Regions from separate parts of the Homo sapiens genome. Here region 2 is linked to region 1. A link is a loop called in an ENCODE intact Hi-C map of the cell type or tissue named here. Cell type or tissue: B cell. All regions are shown on one strand. Each heading gives the region's core, and the rest is flanking DNA. Links, peaks and the distances in the headings are about the cores only. Region 1 holds the start of MED31 (mediator complex subunit 31). Region 2 holds the start of KDM6B (lysine demethylase 6B).

What was found. Hi-C counts contacts between places; a loop is a spot of excess contacts. Peaks named below come from ENCODE experiments on the same cell type or tissue, not always from the same donor. Only the 100,000 strongest peaks of a DNase experiment are listed, where the experiment ranks them.
Region 2: it touches region 1 in a loop (10-fold over the local background); 2 of 110 quality-filtered maps call a loop at or near these places.

Annotation. Positions count from the first base shown.
Region 1 is chr17:6,648,933-6,654,295 of GRCh38, reverse strand. It overlaps MED31 (mediator complex subunit 31), which reads left to right and starts at 2,691. Exons shown (of 4, transcript NM_016060.3): 1 at 2,691-2,795; 2 at 3,863-3,940; 3 at 4,218-4,314. The coding sequence starts at 2,768. It overlaps C17orf100 (chromosome 17 open reading frame 100), which reads right to left and starts at 2,534. Exons shown (of 1, transcript NM_001105520.2): 1 at 820-2,534. The coding sequence starts at 2,382. The coding sequence ends at 2,026. RefSeq lists silencers at 2,167-2,216, 2,517-2,596 and enhancers at 2,847-2,976, 3,047-3,126, 3,217-3,276. In B cell, for the core only: no CTCF peak of the experiment used is centred there; DNase peaks (open chromatin) are centred at 2,735 and 3,455; H3K4me3 peaks cover 2,631 bases; H3K27ac peaks cover 3,220 bases.
Region 2 is chr17:7,832,910-7,838,203 of GRCh38, reverse strand. DNAH2 (dynein axonemal heavy chain 2) reads right to left here. Exons shown (of 86, transcript NM_020877.5): 84 at 5,276-5,294; 85 at 4,983-5,133; 86 at 4,462-4,825. The coding sequence ends at 4,671. KDM6B (lysine demethylase 6B) reads right to left here and starts at 3,987. Exons shown (of 24, transcript NM_001348716.2): 1 at 3,854-3,987. It overlaps LOC124904106 (translation initiation factor IF-2), which reads left to right. Exons shown (of 4, transcript XM_047437265.1): 4 at 1,560-2,796. The coding sequence ends at 2,587. RefSeq lists silencers at 416-565, 2,106-2,165, 2,186-2,605, 3,856-4,015 and enhancers at 1,436-1,485, 3,154-3,653, 4,284-4,895. In B cell, for the core only: CTCF peaks have their summits at 3,005 and 3,220 (motif pointing left); DNase peaks (open chromatin) are centred at 2,533, 2,763, 3,603, 4,173 and 4 weaker places; H3K4me3 peaks cover 4,164 bases; H3K27ac peaks cover 4,057 bases.

The sequences.
Region 1 (5,363 bases), core at 93-5,092:
GCCCATGAGTGGTAGGTATTGTGTCTCATTTGTGTTGCTGTTTTCTTTGATGATTTCTCTTTACTTTTAAAGGTAACCCTCTTCCATGACTGTTCCTTAAAGTGGTGCGCTGTCCCAGTAGACCATGCTCTAGCTTTCCAAGCTGCTAGAACTGTCAGTGTTTCTCAGCCTTGGCACTATTGACATTTTGGGACCAGTGATTCTTCATCGTTGGCAGAGGGGAGGGTGTTGACCTGTGCACTGTAGGATGTCAGGTGGCATCCCCGGACTCTACCCGCTAGGTGCCAGTAGCACCTAATGTGCCACCCACCCCCTCCCAACAACTTTTCAACCAAACTAAAATGTCTCTAGAGGTTGCCATATATCCTCTGGGGGACAAAATCACACTTAGTTGAGAACCACTGTCCCACATTCTACACACAGAAGCCAAAAGGATATTTTTTAAATGTAAATGGCATCATGTCGTTCCCCTGTTGGAAACCCTTCAATGTTTTCCTGTTGACCTTAGAATAATCTCAAATTCCTTACTGTGGCTTAGAAGACCTTCTGTGGACTGGCCCCTGCTTGCTTTTAACTCCTCTCTTCCGTTCTGCTTCCATGTCTATATAATTGCTTCTCTCTCACTCCAGCCACACTGGCCTTCTTTCTGTTCCTTGAACATTCAAAGCTGGTTCCCATCCACCCTTTGTATTTGCTGTTCTTCTGCCTAGAATGCACCTGTTCCAGATCACTGTTCATTCACACATATCTCAGATTACATGTTAACTAATCAGCAAGGCCTTCCCTGACCATTTTATCAAAAGAAGCCACTTACTTCCATTCTCTATCACATTACCCATGTATTTCCTTCATAGTGCTAATCACAATAGAAAATTGTCTTGTTTCATCATTGCTTGTCTGCCTTTTCACCAGAGTGTAAGCTCCACTAGAGCTGGGACTTTGCCTTTTTTACTGCTATAGCCCAAGTTCCCAGAATACAGACAGTTCCCAACTTAAGATGGTTTGACTTATGATTTTTCGACTTTACAATGGTACAAAAGTGACATTCAGTAGAAATAGTACTTTAAGTACTCTTACAACCATTCTTTTTCACTTTTAGTACAGTATGCAATAAATTACATGAGATATTCAACATTTTATTATAAAACAGGCTTTCTGTTAGATGATTTTGCTCAACTTTAGGTGTTCTGAGCATGTTTAAGGTAGGCTAGGCTAAGCCATGATGTTTAGTAGGTTAGGGGTATTAAGTGCATTTTCAAATTACCATATTTTCAACTTACAATAGTTTCAACGGGAGGTAACCCCATCGTAAGTGGAGGAACATCTAGTGCCTGGCACAGAGCCGGTTCTCAATAAATATAACTCTTCTCCATCTTCTTCAAACCTCAGGCCAGGTTTCAGTGACCTCCTCTCACTTTCTAAGATTATTTTTGCTTGCTGGTGGGTTTACTGTCATTTTTAACCACATCTAACCTACCTTAAAAAAGTGTATGGATGGGGGTGCCAGGTACAAAGACTTAGCATAAAGAAAACGACCATTTACTTTGAAACATAAACAAAGGCCAATTAATAATTTATGAGTCTGTTCCTTGTCCCTCGAGTTTTTAGCAGGCATGGAATCATTCCACAGGTCATTATTTCAGTTTGGTCTCTGTTCCTAAGGGGTGAAGGTTTTCTGAGGGCTGTGGATCCCAAACTCACCTGGCTCAGAGGCTCAAACAGCCTCTCTTTGTCCATCAACCCGATTTAGACAGCATCCTGGGCCTGAAAACCTTCTGTGCTGGCTTCAAGTGAAAATAGTTCACTGGGTCAAAAGTAGGCTGGTCCAAGACGCAGGACGGTCAGTAAACGTTGGCTGTGTTCAGAAACTGCGGCTTGGCTGTTTCTTACATTGATTTATGGTTTGTTTCCATGAAACCGAAAATGATTGGTCCACCTGGCAGCTGGCTGGCTGGCTGGCAACTGGAGGCCTTTCTGTCCTGGCTGAGGGCCCTGGCCCCTTGGTGGCCTTTGGGAAGCAGCATCTCATCGGGCCGTTTTTTCGTTCTGGCGGGCGGCCGGCTTGGCCCGCGGGGTCGGGCTCTCCGCGCAGTGCAGAGACGTCTCCACCCTCAGGGACGAGGCTCTGACGTGGCGGGAGGTCGTTTCCGTGCGCTGCGAGGAGGATTCCACGTGCCGGGAGGACGCCTCGAGGATGCGAGGGAGCCGCTTCCCCGAGGGGGAGAGGGAGGGCCCCTCGCTGCGGCGCTGGGAGGTCTCCACCCGCCGGGACGACGTCTCCACGCGGTGGGACGAGGTCTCCACGCGGACCGTGGACGTCTCTGTGTAGCGGGTGGTCCCCACCCGGGGCGAAGACTGCTTGGCCCCTCGGGCTGAGGCCATTCTGCCGGCGTGAGGGGGCCAGGGAGGCCTCGGGGCACCCTACAGCCCAATGGTCACCGCAGGCAGAAGAGAGGAAAACTACGGTACTGCCATAGCCGGGAGCGCCACAACACGATGACGTGGAAGCACCATGGTCCTTCGAAGGCTAAAACACTGGACTCCTGCCCCTCAGGCGCTCCCACGGCCCGGGCCCCGCCCCCTCGCTATTTTGGAGCCAGCGCGGGTGGAGCCATCCCAGGGCTGGTCGGGGATGGGCGGAGCCGCCCCGCCCCATATCCCACAGTGCCCCGGGACCGGAAGAGGGAGCCGTGGTTTCCGGAACTTCGCCCGCGTCTCTGGGCTTTTGCTCTGTCAGGCTGGTGGCGTTTTGGTGTCTTCGTTTGTTATGGCCGCTGCTGTCGCTATGGAGACAGGTGAGTAGCTCTCTGATCTTGGAGTCTTCGCAGATGGAACTCTCCTTGACCCAGACCTCTTCCCCGTGGCCTCCTTCCAGGCCTTACTCTTGGCAGGGTTAATATTTGGACAGAGAGGAGAGAAGGCTCTTGTAGCGTCTAGAAAGACTAAGGTACTCTTTGCAGTTTTCCTGATTTGGTTTGTTCGCACATCTTTGCTATTCAGACACCACCCCACCAGCTCCCTGGCGTGGGTGAGACTAAGGGAGAGGACTTGTGTGTTAAACCGTGTCCTCCTTGATTGGTTTTCTGCTTCTCACATGAGCTTGCCTAAGTTTGAAATATCGTCGCCAGACTTGTGTATCATTCTGCTACTGGTGCTTCTTTTTTTTTTTTTTTTTGAGACAGCGTCTGGCTCTGTCGCCCAGGCTGGGGTGCAGTGGCGCGATCTCGGCTCACTGCAAGCTCCGCCTCCTGGGTTCACGCCATTCTCCTGCCTCAGCCTCTCAAGTAGCTGGGACTACAGGAGCCCGCCACCGCTCCCGGCTAATTTTTTTTGTATTTTTAGTAGAGACGGGGTTTCACTGTGTTAGCCAGGATGGTCTCGATCTCCTGACCCTGGTGCTTCTTATATGCATGCGCTGCATGATCTTTTAGGCTCTCCGCAGTCTCTTGCATCCTAAGTTTTTCTTTACTGATTCAGCCCCTAGCGTTTGCGAAACTTAATCACTGTTAACAGTTGTTACAACGCATTATTAAAATAGGGGAAGCCACAGTTATTACAGCCTACCTTAGTGATCACTGTTAAAATTCCTACATAGTGGCCCACGAGTGGTAGGAATTCTCCGTTTGTGTTGCTGTTTTCTTTGATGATTTCTCTTTAACTTTAGAGAAACTTCTAACTTACTCCTTTTAATCAGGGCTCCGCTTTTCTTAGATTTCGAAGGAAGGTTTATCTCCTCCCACTCCTAGTTTAGGAAGACCATCTCAACATTAGTCAGGTTTCTTTATTGCTCTTTCCTTACTACAAATCAGTATTATATACAGTGACCTTTGTTTTCCATGATTTTTGCTGTCTTGTCTCCTAGATGATGCTGGAAATCGACTTCGGTTTCAGTTGGAGTTGGAATTTGTGCAATGTTTAGCCAACCCAAATTACCTTAATTGTAAGTTGTTAAGCACCTCATTAAATTGAGTAGCTATTAATGATTTCTGACAGAAGAGTTGCAGTTCAAAATAGTATCTACTTTTACACATTCTCAGTTGAATGACATTACACTTATGCTGGTATATAGATATAATTGCGTACTGGGACTTGTGTTTTGAATCCAATGTGTGTTGGTGGTGGGGGTGTTATGTAAATAGATCCTTTATATTAGGGGTAACAAATCACAGTTTAAGGATTGGTTTGACCTACAGATTTTTTTTTTTAATGCTTTTCAGTTCTTGCCCAAAGAGGTTACTTCAAAGACAAAGCTTTTGTTAATTATCTTAAATACTTGCTTTACTGGAAAGACCCAGAATATGCCAAGTATCTAAAGTAAGTTTAATTTTTATAATCCTAAGCATGTGTATACTTTATTATATAATAGATTTCTTAGTTTCACATTGGCAAAAATGTATTTGGAATCTCTCCACTTCTTTTTGTTATCACCGTCTTAATACAAGACACCCTCATCTCTAACTTGTAACACTGCAGTAATCTACTCCCTGGTTATCTGTGCTTCCACTTTTACCTTCCTGCCCCCATCTCCACCCCAACCCAAACCAAGCAAAACAGCTTTCTACACAGAAACCAGCTTAATCTTTTAAAAATATAAATCAGAACACTTTACTTTCTTGCTTAGAACCTTTCAATGGCTTTCCATTCCATGCAGAATAAAATCCAGTCTTTTTTCTTGGACTAAAGCCTTATACGATCTGGCCCTGCCTTTTCTGACCTTGTCTTTTACCACCCTTCCCATCTCACCAGGTTTCTGGTCCCTAAGAACTCACAATCTGTAAATGTAGTAGCATAAGCCATGGGCTGAAATTAAAAGAGGGTATCTGTAAGGAAGGTGTTTCTGGGGTTATTTGAAGGAGGTGATCTTACCTGAGTCTTAGAGTTGCTGTCTTTTATTTAAGGCCTCTTATTTGCCAGGAACAGTGCTAAATGCTTCATATGCATTAACTCATTTATATATATATATTTACCATTCAGGTCGTTCAGCAGACACTTTCATGTTAAGGCTTACTAAGTTGCAAGAAACATATTATAACCACAAAGCAATTCCCTTTTAATGGTTAAAAAAAAAAAACAAAAAAAACAAAAAAAACCAACCCACCTTGAACTCACACCCCTGCTTTGTCTTAAGCAGGTAGAAAGCAATAATGAACCTTTAAAAAAAAAAAAAAGTTTGAGAGGAAAATGTTTCAAACTTCTCTCAAAGTCACTTTTCTGTGTCCAATAACAATTGACTCACGAAGCACATACGTCTTATGTTGCCTGCAGGACCGTTTGCACCTTTTCTGGCTTTTTATCCATTTAATAATCCAAAGAACAGACTTTTAAGAAAAGTAGACTTCAACGAATATTGTATGTATGTAGAT
Region 2 (5,294 bases), core at 295-5,294, 1.2 Mb before region 1:
CCAACCTTTTACACACCCCTCAGCCTAGCCCTGTCCCCACTAGAGAAACTGTGGAGTCCCTCTGCAAAACGAAAGGCTCCAGAGATCAACACGGGAGGGGGCTGGGGTCTTGCTTCAAAATCAAGAACCATAATACAATTATTTTATTTTCAAGGCCCACGGAATAGTCTTAGCTATTTCTTGTCCAAGAGAAAAAAAAATAATCCTAAAGAAAGCAATACAAATCTGCCTAAAGCCTTCATCAAATAAAATGCACAAAGCAGTTGAAGCTAATCCCCAGCCCCCTAACCCCAATCTCCAAATTAACACAAACTATCCACTACCCCTTAACAAACTCCTACGGTTACCGCTGGTTTGGAGCAGACCCACAGCAATAATAATAAACTAGTAACTAACACCATTTAATAATAAAAGTATTTCATAACAACAAGCACTCATTCTGTGTTCATTCTGTGCCAGGCACTGTGCTAAGTGATTTGCATAAATTATCTCATTTTTTTCCTCCCAGCGGCCTTCAAGGTAGGTGTTGATATTTAAATGTTCAAGATTAACATACGAGGCTCAGAGAGGTTCTGACCTCTCCAAGTCCTAGTAGCCACTAAGTGACAGAGCTAGAATTAGAATCCAGGTCTGATCTGACAGCCCAAGCTCTAAGGTACATAAAAGCACAAACCGATTCATTCCAATACCATCACCAACCCTGGGACTTAATAGAGAAGAACAACCATAGCAATCAACTGAGTCCCCCTCCACCAAGTGAGAGGCTACAAACCGATTCACCCGCATACACACAATAAAGACCCTGACTTTTCAGCCTAATACTGTTTCTTGACCCTTTTCCTTTCATTGTTTGCAGATGGGGGTGTGCCATTATGGGGATTTCAGGGATAAGCTGGTGTGTAGTGAACCCCCCCCCATACTACACACAACTCTTCCGTCTTTCAACCACTCCCACTTCAAATCAATCTGGGGAAGGGGGCAATAGGACACTTGGCCATGCAGCAGGTGGGAAAGTAAAATGACGGCTAGGTAGCTTTTTCTATGGGGGCGGAGCCTTGGAGGGGAAGCTCTTCTGTGCCAATCTAGGGAAAAGTGACCCAAGGCTCCCTCAGCCCAGCAAAGGGGCAAAGTCTTTCAGCCACACCACACCCGTGCCCCTCCCCCTCACAAAACTCCAGGCCGGGGTTTCCCACCTGCAGGATGCTAAGACCACGGGAAGGGAGAGGGGAAAGAGATGGCACGGGACTGGAACTGGACTCGGGGCAGAGGTGGGAGGGAATAGAAGGGGGAGGAAGCCTCATTGCCTGGCAACCATCCCGGGGCACGTGCACTAGTGACATCATCCCAGGCCACCTCTAACACAGACCTTTGACCCCTACGGGGCGGAGTGGGTGTGCTGGCTAAGCTTCCTGGAAACACTGGAAACACCCTTAGGAATTCTGGGAACCCAAAAAGGAGACATAAGAAGAAACCCAGGCGTCCTTATCTCTTTTACCCCTAATACGACTCCAATCCCAGGGACTCAGGCCTCTTGCCTGTCTCCTCCTCTCCGCCTGCAGCCCTGACCTCCCAACCCACATTTCTGACGGGAGTCGGCCCGACACGCCCCTCGGAGATACTGTGCCTTCTCTCTCCTGGGCGAGATCTCGGTGGGGGCCGGCAGGCGGGGACGGGGGCACCGGGTCCCGCGGGGCTCCGTCTTCCATCTGCAGGATCCCCCGTGCCCCAGCCGGCCGCCAGCCGGAATCTGTCTGGGTCCCCAACTCTCCCGCCCCTCCCCGCGCTGTTCCAGGGCGGAGTCTGTGGAGTTGAAACCAGGACACGGCGAGAGGAAGAGTTATATAACCGGGAGAAGCGAAGAAGGACGAGTGGAGACAGGGACAGACAGCCCGAAAGGAGCCGAGGGAGGTGCAAAGAACGCCGGGGCGAACGAGGAGGAAACGTTAGGAATGGGAAGGGTTTTGGTGCACATCAAAGAGCAGGAATTCACGCGAAGAAGGGGCGTGATGGCCCAGAAGAATCACCTGGGCCGTCCGGGGCTTCCCCGCAGTGCCCTCCTCCGCCACCAACAGCAGCTGGGCCCGGGCGGGAGAAGCCTTGGGAAGGGGCGCTGGTACCCGCTCGCTTTCTCTTGGGAAAGCAACTTAAGCCAGAGCCCGGGAAGGCAGCGGCCGAGCAGATGGGGCCGGAAACCACAGCTCCGCCCAGCCCACCTGGGAGTGTGGGGCGCCAGCTGGGGGGAGGTGGGGAACAGGTAGTCGGCCCTCCCGAGCCAGGCTGGGCATTATGGTCGCGACCGGCGAAACGGTGCAGACCGACCGAGACGTGTGGGTCCCCAGGGGCTGAAGAGCGCAGCCTCAGGCGGCTTTACACAGACTCCACGAGGGGAGGGGGGCGCCCGGCTCGCCGCGCAGGCGCAAGGGGGTGCTCGGGCGCGTGCGGCGCAGGGCGGGGGGTGGGCGCGAGCGTGTGGGAGTGCACGTGCGGGTCCCAGGCAGCTGCTGCCTCCCAGCCTCCGCCGCTGCCCCTCCCCTCTCCCTTTCCTGTCGCTATCATCCCCCTTCCCCATTGGCTGCCAGGGCCCTGACGTCAGGGCCGACCGCTGGAGCGGATTGGGCGGACGGGAGAGTTCGGGAATCCGGCTCCCAAGTCTCGCCCTCCAGTTACTCTGGCAACAGGACAAGCAACCCAGGGGAGGGAAGGGGAGCCGAGGTCAACGCTGCGCCTCGGTCCCTAACCCCCTCCGGACAACCACCGAGTCCCCTTCGGTCGCGGCGCAGCTCGCTACCTCCCCGCCTTCCTCCCAGGGCTCTTCCTGTCCCGGGAACCAGGCGTCCTGCCCTCGGCCTTCCCCACAGTCTTCAGGCCCTCCGCTGTCTCTAACCCCCACCAGTGTCACAACATAAGCTGCAGCAAACAGGAAGCGAATCTACGTCGCTTAGCAACCACCCCGCGTGCCCCCCTCCCCACTATTTACCCCAGCCGGGAGAGGCGGAGATTGAGTCCCCAGCCCCCTCCCCGTCTTCTGCGCTGCGACCTCCTGCCCACAATTTCCTGTGAGGGGGCCCAGATCACAGGAAGTCAAGTGGGGGCCTCAGCCTACCTTTCCCTCGGACCGGGGCGGGGGGCTTCAGCTACTTTCACGGTCACATCCCCCACCTGCCCTGGGTGCGTCTCGCCCTCGCCATCTTGTGGCTACGTTGGGAAGGCTCCGCACCGAGAAGCCGTGCGGGGCGCGCTAGGGTTCGGGAACGGCGGAGTGGGAGAAGGACTAGGGATGAGGAGGCTAGCGGGGCGAGACGGAGTGAAAGGGAGGCGCAGGGGGGTGGTGGGAAGAAGGCGAAGGCTACCGCTGGGAAGCTCTCGGGGCCGCTGGTGGGAAGGTCAGGCTGAGGCTTCTACACCTCACCCGTGCAGAGAACTGGAGGGAGACTTAAAGTAGTCCTGGGACCGGGACACACCCAAGTCTGACCACATCTGACCTTACTGGGCCATGGCATTGACCTGTCTGCAAACTCTGCCCTTTAGTCCTGCCCTTCAGTAAGGACCGCCGCGCCCCGCCCCGCCCCGCCCTGGAGTCGGGAAGGGGAATCCCAGCCCAAGGGGAACGGGGAGTCCTTTCAGGCCCCTCTGGACATTTGGAACCTGAGACATCTGCCTCCCAGTTCTTCCTCCTTCCCCGCCGTTCTCTCTTCTAGGGGACCCATGACCTCCGCCCCAGTCTTCTTCCCAGTGCCCTTCCCAAGACCCAAACGTCCATCCCCAGCTCTACCCCTCCAGAGACTCAGGCGTCCTGCCCTGCTGCAAGGAGAGGGTTTCCCTCTTTACAGACGTCCTCGCGGCTCCCCGTTACCTGGTTCTGGGGGGGGTCCCAGGTGTTCAGGCTCCCCAAGGTATCCCAGGGGGTCGAGCGGCCCCCCCTTCTCCCAGGCCGGGGCTGGGGGGGCCGCTCCGCCCAGTGGCGCAGTTGGATTTTCCAACACAAACACCCGCACCCCCGCTCCCCAGCCCCGCCCCCTTGTGGTCCCGCCCCTCCTCGCGCTCTAGTCCCCCTCTCCGGCTCCGCCCCGTCTTCTGCCGGTCCCGCTCGCCTCAGGGCGGGTGCCGGCTAGGATGCCGGGTGCGGGGTGCGGGCTTCAGGGTGCGGGCCTCAGGGTGCAGTGTACGGGGTTCAGCCCTGATCCCTGCCTGACAAATCCCTACTCATTTGGATCACGCGCCCTTCTAAGGTAAGCCCCGCCCCACCCACTGAAGTCCTGCCCGGAGACTTAAGCCACAGCCTCTTCAGGCGGCTCCGCCCTGCCCATTCGTTCAGGGCCACGCCTCCGTTCCGCTCCAGGCCGCCCCACCTCCCTCGCTTCTTTCCCCGTCCAGTAGCAGCTCCGCAGTAGCTCTGTCCTCCGTGAGGCCTGGGCTTCCTCCCTCCCCAGACCCTCACCATTGCATTGAGAGACTTAAGGCTTGTTGTCGCGGGTGTTTTACAGCACTGAGCTCCAATACAACTCTTTCACTTTTATGGCTAACACAACTAGGTATCTCCAGGGCCACATCACACAAATTCGGCCAAGGTCAAAGTCTGAGTGAGGTCCGGCCTCAGTCCTAGGTGCAACATCTGTCTTAGCTCCTGGAGTCCCTGACCCTCTCTCTCAAGCGGAGAAGAGGAGGAGGTCTCAGCTGTCCAGGCTCATGAGTAGAGCAGTGCCCCTCTTGATCCAATGATCAGGTGTCATGGCCCCAGACCGCAGGTCAATGCCGATGACAAAGGAGGCTCGGTCTGAGCTGCCTGCCCGGTTGGGATAGTAATAGCAGGGGCAGGAGTACATGCCTGGGGGAAAGGAGAGGAGAAGTCAGACCCCTGGAGCCTCCGGGAGAGCAGGGCAGGAGCAGGGCAGGAGCGGGTGTGGGATGGGCTGGAGCAGAGAATGGGTTAAGTTCCAAACTAGGGACGGGGCAGGCAGGTCCTGCCTGGGGAGCTGTCCCACCCTTGGCGCTCTTCTTGCGGCTCTCTGCAGGCCGGAAGTGGATCGTGGGCATGAGGCAGACAAGCTGCATGGGCTCTGCCTCCACCAAGCAGGAGTTCTTCCGGTCCCAGCCAGCACCTTCCAGGTACAGGCCCCGGACCCAGACACCATCCTGGGGAGAAATGGGAGCAGGTCTGGGAGAAGCTAGACTTCAATTGCCAGCGCCCCTGACCTGCTCCCTCTCTCCTCCCTTTTCGTCCAATTATTTCCAGTACCCTCTTTTGCTCAGAGCCCCAAGCACAACTGGCTCCCACCTTGGGGGGATACACTAGG